Regions from separate parts of the Homo sapiens genome. Here region 1 is linked to region 2. Evidence: read pairs that join two places in POLR2A ChIA-PET (ENCODE). Cell type or tissue: OCI-LY7. All regions are shown on one strand. Each heading gives the region's core, and the rest is flanking DNA. Links, peaks and the distances in the headings are about the cores only.

Evidence for each region. Peaks named below come from ENCODE experiments on the same cell type or tissue, not always from the same donor. Only the 100,000 strongest peaks of a DNase experiment are listed, where the experiment ranks them.
Region 1: POLR2A ChIA-PET joins it to region 2 with 5 read pairs; 1 of 35 experiments calls an interaction of 5 or more read pairs at or near these places.

Annotation. Positions count from the first base shown.
Region 1 is chr9:104,768,437-104,771,355 of GRCh38, reverse strand. NIPSNAP3B (nipsnap homolog 3B) reads right to left here. Exons shown (of 6, transcript NM_018376.4): 3 at 2,335-2,493; 4 at 358-507. Among named protein-coding and RNA genes, the nearest start is that of NIPSNAP3B, 5.8 kb to the right of the region's middle. In OCI-LY7, for the core only: no CTCF peak of the experiment used is centred there; DNase peaks (open chromatin) are centred at 1,255 and 1,495; H3K4me3 peaks cover 1,085 bases; H3K27ac peaks cover 1,997 bases.
Region 2 is chr9:104,915,368-104,918,286 of GRCh38, reverse strand. All of the region lies in intron 1 of ABCA1 (ATP binding cassette subfamily A member 1), which reads left to right. LOC124902239 (a long non-coding RNA gene) reads right to left here and starts at 586. Exons shown (of 3, transcript XR_007061706.1): 1 at 1-586. In OCI-LY7, for the core only: no CTCF peak of the experiment used is centred there; no DNase peak of the experiment used is centred there; H3K4me3 peaks cover 1,787 bases; H3K27ac peaks cover 1,175 bases.

The DNA of each region.
Region 1 (2,919 bases), core at 124-2,623, 150 kb after region 2:
GGATTAGAAAAGATAACAATTGGGTACTGGGCTTAATACCTGAGTGATTAAATAATCTGTACAACAAACCCCCATGACATGGGTTTACCTAAGTAACAAATCTTCACATGTACCCCGTGAACCTAAAATAAAAGTTAAAAAACAAACACCAGTTCAGCATTTGAAAAAGGCTCCATAAAGTATTAACATTCTAAAAAAATAAGATGTAAAATAAGATGCTTATAGATTTTTTCAATCCTATAAACAACAAACTCTAAAAATTTGGAGATAAAAATTAAAACAGGTACCAAAATGAAAAAGAGAGACGAACTGATCTAATACACATGGCAACTTCATAGAACAAATGGACAACTGTACCTCTGTTGAGTTCTCCATATTCTGTGTGGAAAACACCAACTACTTTTGTGTAGCCTAAATTGACATGGGCATTAATTGCTCTTTCAAATGCATCACCCCACAGAGCTGGCCCACCAGGTTTCATCTGAAAAACAGCTAGTTCATAGACTCCTAGAATAGGGAGAAAAATAATTATTTCACAGAAGACATTCAAACAATTTCTAACCAGGTTTTCCTGATTTCATTAGAAGGCTAACCAATGAAGTTAGAGGATAATCCATGTATACATACATATGCAGTCACATTTATTGATTCTCTGCATTATTTTTCTTTGCTTTTATGTTTAGAAAGTCTTTGTCCATGTTTAAGGGTCAGTTGTTAAAATTAATCATAAAGAAAATAAAGAAAAAGGACTGGAAGCTATATATAAACTACACTCTGAAATATTTTTAATCTATAAAATTTGTCAGGAAAACAGATACTGAGAATGTATAATGAAGCAGAATTTTCAAGCTGCCTGTCTACACTTTTTAAAAAAGAAATGCATAAGAGAAGTACTTTCTGATATCCTACATTTCCTTCTCCTTTTCAATTTTGAGAGGAAATAACTTTTTCCTTTGTATAATTTTCTCCGGTAGGATTCTATTTCTAGTTGACCCAAAGTCATGTCTGAGCCTTTAAGGAAAAAAAGAAAACCCTCAAGGAGATGGTTTTATTCTTCCTAAATATCCAGGTAAATGCTTAAAAACCATTCTACCTTCTGGCCAGAAGTATAAGATGGGTGGAGAGAAAGAAACTAGAGGACAAGGTAGATTGGACAAGAAAAAGGAAAGAAATACAAAGTTACTAAAGAATTATGAACAACATAGAGGAAGGGAACTATTAATAAGACTTGACACTGAGAAGTCAACTGTTTTACTTAGTGCTGAAAGTTAAGGGGAGTTTTAAGTACATTAGAATCCAAACAAGACTTTTCAAATCTCTTATAATCTAAAATAAAATACAAAGTTGAGTTTATGGGAGACATAAAATGAAATTTAAATTAGTTTATGCTTTTCGAATCTGACCTCTGTTTAAAATTAGATAGAGGTAATTATTTCCTTTAGTGAGCAAGAAGTGAAATCAGGAAGAAGACAAATCTTTTCAAACTGAGAAACAAGAAAGAGGAAGACACAAAAGTTAAACTACAATAATGTAGCTTAGCAGTGTAAGTTAATTCATTCCCCCAAAACAGTCAGTTTACAAGCAAAGATGTACTTAATGATTTAAGATTAGCTGACTTTGTGGAAAAAATACTTTTATATTTAAAAGTTTATACATTTTAAAACTGTGACAAAATTTCATGAACTACGACTCATCTACCTACACCTGTTTTCCTAGCTCCCAAGCCCCACTTTTTCACCTGTATTGACCATGTCAACTTTTGTTAGGCATCCGTTAGATTTCAATATGGAAAAATACTTCATTTTTTGTTTTAAGGATAAGCAATGTTTAAGGATAAGCTCAATGTTTTAAGGATAAGCAAAGAGCTCTAGAACTCTAATTCTCTTTTTTTTTTTTTTTTTTGAGACGGAGTCTCGCTCTGTCGCCCAGGCTGGAGTGCAGTGGCGAGATCTCGGCTCACTGGAAGCTCCGCCTTCTGGGTTCACGCCATTCCCCTGCCTCAGCCTCCCTAGTAGCTGGGACTACAGGCATGCACCACCACACCCAGCTAATTTTTGTATTTTTGGTAGAGATGGGGCTTCACTACGTTGACCAGGCGGATCTTGAATTCTTGACCTCAAGTGATTCGCCCGCCTCGGCCTTCCAAAGTGCTGAGATTATAGGCGTGAGCCACCGCGCCCAGTCTCTAATTCATTTTTATCTCCAGACTCATCATATATTATTATATAAAACAAAGAATTATATATTTTTTTCCTATAGAACTTTACTCTTTATAACTTTAGGTCTTTAGTATTTTACTCATTAAAACTCATAGTCTAAGAGGGAAGAACTCACCTTCTTTTGGAGGCTTTTCTAATTTGGACCATGGTATCAGGTAAGTAATTTCCGTCTCTTGTTTATCAATGCGAGCCAAATTTGGAATGATAGATTGTTCTTGCCATTCCTTACAGTTGGCTAAGGCTTTCCGAACTTCAGCTCGATGAGCAAAATTATCTATGGGAGGAAAATAGTTAAGAAAATGTTTTTTTATTTAAAATCGCCCATATTTTTACTTGAATTTTACTCAGTTCAGCAAACGTGCAAGGCCATATGGGAACCCCATGTTATTATGTCGCTGGAGATGCCAACATAAATATATGTGACAACTGCTCTCAAGTTACTCATGGTCTAAAAGGGGAGTTGAAATGTAAAAAACTAACTTAATTGACATAGAATGGGCTTTATAGGCTCTAAGACTTTCTTAGGAAGTTGTGTGAATTAGGTTCGTTATTCAATCTTTCTGTGCCTCAGTTTCTTATTCTGTGAAGAAAATAGTATAACATCTACCTCCAGTGTTGTTGTGAGGATTAAATGAATTAGTACATGAAAAGAGCTTAGAATGGTGTTTGGCACCTTAGTTAGTACTCAGTATATGTTAAC
Region 2 (2,919 bases), core at 232-2,731:
GTTTTCATCTTCTACTTTAAGAACCCCTTCCTGGCATTGTTTGGCTCCTCATTGTTCTGGAATCTCATGTCCATCTCATGTATTTGCCTTGGTTCACACTTGATCTTCTGCTCATATTCCTCACCTACTGAAATTTTACCCATCAACCAGACCGTGGGTGATGGAACACAGCATGGGCTAGTTCTTCTTATATATGATCTCATTTAATTTTCACTGGAACTCTGAGATAGGTAGCATTTCAGCCCACTCAAGTTGACTCAAATTTTTGTAATCATCAATATATTTTAAAATAACTTTATATTTGACCTGTAATTGGAAAACCAATATGAGTTATCATAAATGAAAGGTAATTTTAAAAATAATTAGGATGAAGACAAATTATTTTTCTCACAGTCTATGTATAAGATAAACTATTGGTTCCCAAAGGCCCCAGCTGACAATGAGACTTCTCTTACTTTGTTGAAAAGGGAATTAGCAAGCATTAAAGAGGTGTCAAAAAGAAGACTAAACAAAAGCTTACTCCTTTTTTTTTTTGAGACGAGTCTTGCTCTGTTGCCCAGGCTGGAGTGCAGTGGCACCACCTCGGCTCACTGCAACCTCTTCCTCCTGGGTTCAAGCGATTCTCCTGCCTCAGCCTCCCTAGTAGCTGGGATTACAGGTGCATGCCACCACACCCGGCTAATTTTTGTATTTTTAGCAGAGATGGGGTTCGTCATGTTGGCCAGGCTGGTCTCCAACTCCTGACCTCAGGTGATCCACCCACCTCGGCCTCCCAAAGTGCTAGAATCACAGGTGTGAGCCGCCGCACCCGGCCGCTTACTCCTTAATGTACTAAGAATGTTATATATAGGCTGAAGAAGTGCTGAAAAGAACCATATTTTCTCATGATGTGGTTCAATGTTTAATACTGTGCTTGTTCATCTCCTAAAATCCTCTGAATATCACTTAAATTCATCCTGTGTAACTCTCCCACATTTGGGGAAATACTGAGCTTGCCTATTATTATATTAGCCCCATATTTCAGATGATGCACCTGAGCCGAGGAGAAGTTAAATAACTTGTTCATGGTTCCATATTTGGCTAATGGCAGAGCCAGGGATTCAAACTCTTGTCTCTCTGACTCCCAGGTTTGTGCTTTTCCCACTTGGCTGAATTTCTCATGCTACCTCCTCCATAACACCTTTCCTAGAACTTTTAAGGAATGCTTCCCCTGTTCTCTCATAGCATTTTAATGTAAGTTGCCAAAGTGTCCCAGTTTGCACCCCTACCAGCAATGTGGGAGAAAATAGCAACATATTTTTGATGTTGGGGTCTAGTGTTACGGTTTCTTCTGCTCTTTGGGATGTATATTCCATGGCTACTGAATACCCAAGTCCCAAACAGTTTTCTTAGACTCAGAAGGTCATCCACTTCAGCTTCTTCATCAAAAAGACATATTTTCTGGCTGGGCACGGTGGCTCACACCTGTAATCACAGCACTTTGGGAGGTGGAGGCAGGAGAATTGCTTGAACCCAGGAGGCTGAAGTTGCAGTGAGCCCAGATCGTGCCACTGCCCTCCAGCCTGGGTGACAGAGCGAAACTCTGTGTCAAGAAACAAAAAAAAGGACTTGTTTTCTGTTCCATTACCCACAGTGGTAGAATGGCGTGCTAAATTTATTCTCCAGCTGCCATTAACTGCAAATTAAAATCTTAGTCTCTTGCCTCTTTAATCCAGGCTTCTTCATACTATACCAGAATTTAGGATAACTATTACAGTGCCCTTTATAGGAGAGAAAGAAGAAATTGTGTCTGTAGATGTCTGTTCCTTTCAGCTTAAAATGGACACTGAAATGTTAAATATTGGACTGGCCTCATTTATTTCTCCTGTCTGTTGGTCCAATTTGAATCTTAAGGCGTCTTTCAACTGGAATTTTTTGTTTCTCTCAACTAAAAATTGTTCTTTGTAAGTTTGAATCAGAACAAAATCCTGAATGTTGAGGGTTTCCTAAAGGCTGTTTCTTTATGCAAAAGCCTGAAACCCGATGTTGATGTTGGCTGCTTAAAATTAACTGTGAATCAAGGCAGGGTTTTTATTTTTATTTTTTTTTTACTTTAATGATTGTGTTAATTATAGTGAAAACCTTGAGTTCACGAGAAAGAAAGCCTTTGGTCAAGTATTGTTTATTAAGTTGTCAGTCTTGTTGCAGGATTTGCAAATTTAGTGGAATTAGTGCCATTTTTCAGTTTACAATTCCAGTCACATTTCACATGATCAGAGCATGGCTTTCTTCTCTGTGGAGCAAATAGAGGGCTGTCTGACACTTGGTTCCAGTGGCTTCCATTAAGCAGAGTGGATATGTCCCTGGAGTCTGCAGAGAAGGGCATGGCACTCTGACCCCAGATGGCACTCCGTTTTGGGACATTGTCCAATTCTAGTTCATAGCATATGTGACCAACACCAGCTCTCACCTGATGTAAACACTTAGCGCGTTGTTGCTTGGGGGATTGGATTGTGTGAATTTTTCAAAACTACAGTTGACAGAAGGAGGCTACCAAAAATGAAACCCAATAATTCCATTTTTGGGAATTATTCCCACTTTTGTTCCATTTTTCCCACTTTGTTCTTTGGCACACAGAATGTTTGATTTGTGAAAATCTTAATAACAGTAGTTTTTTCTATAAGGAACACTCAGAATCTTGATAATATTGGAATAATACAGATCCTTTTGTAGGATCCTCTCAGACCTCATATAATAGAGTTCATGTAGTCAATATTTAAAGAAAAACACCCTTAAGTTTTTGTTTTTCAGAATCACAAGTAAGTGGATTTAAACTTGTGATCTTATTCCCCTTTCTTCTCTTAATTTAGTGAGGCAGCCAGCGAGAGGGTTTGTTTTGGTTATTCTAAAGAAGGAGTTTGCTTGTAAGTTTTGGAGGGC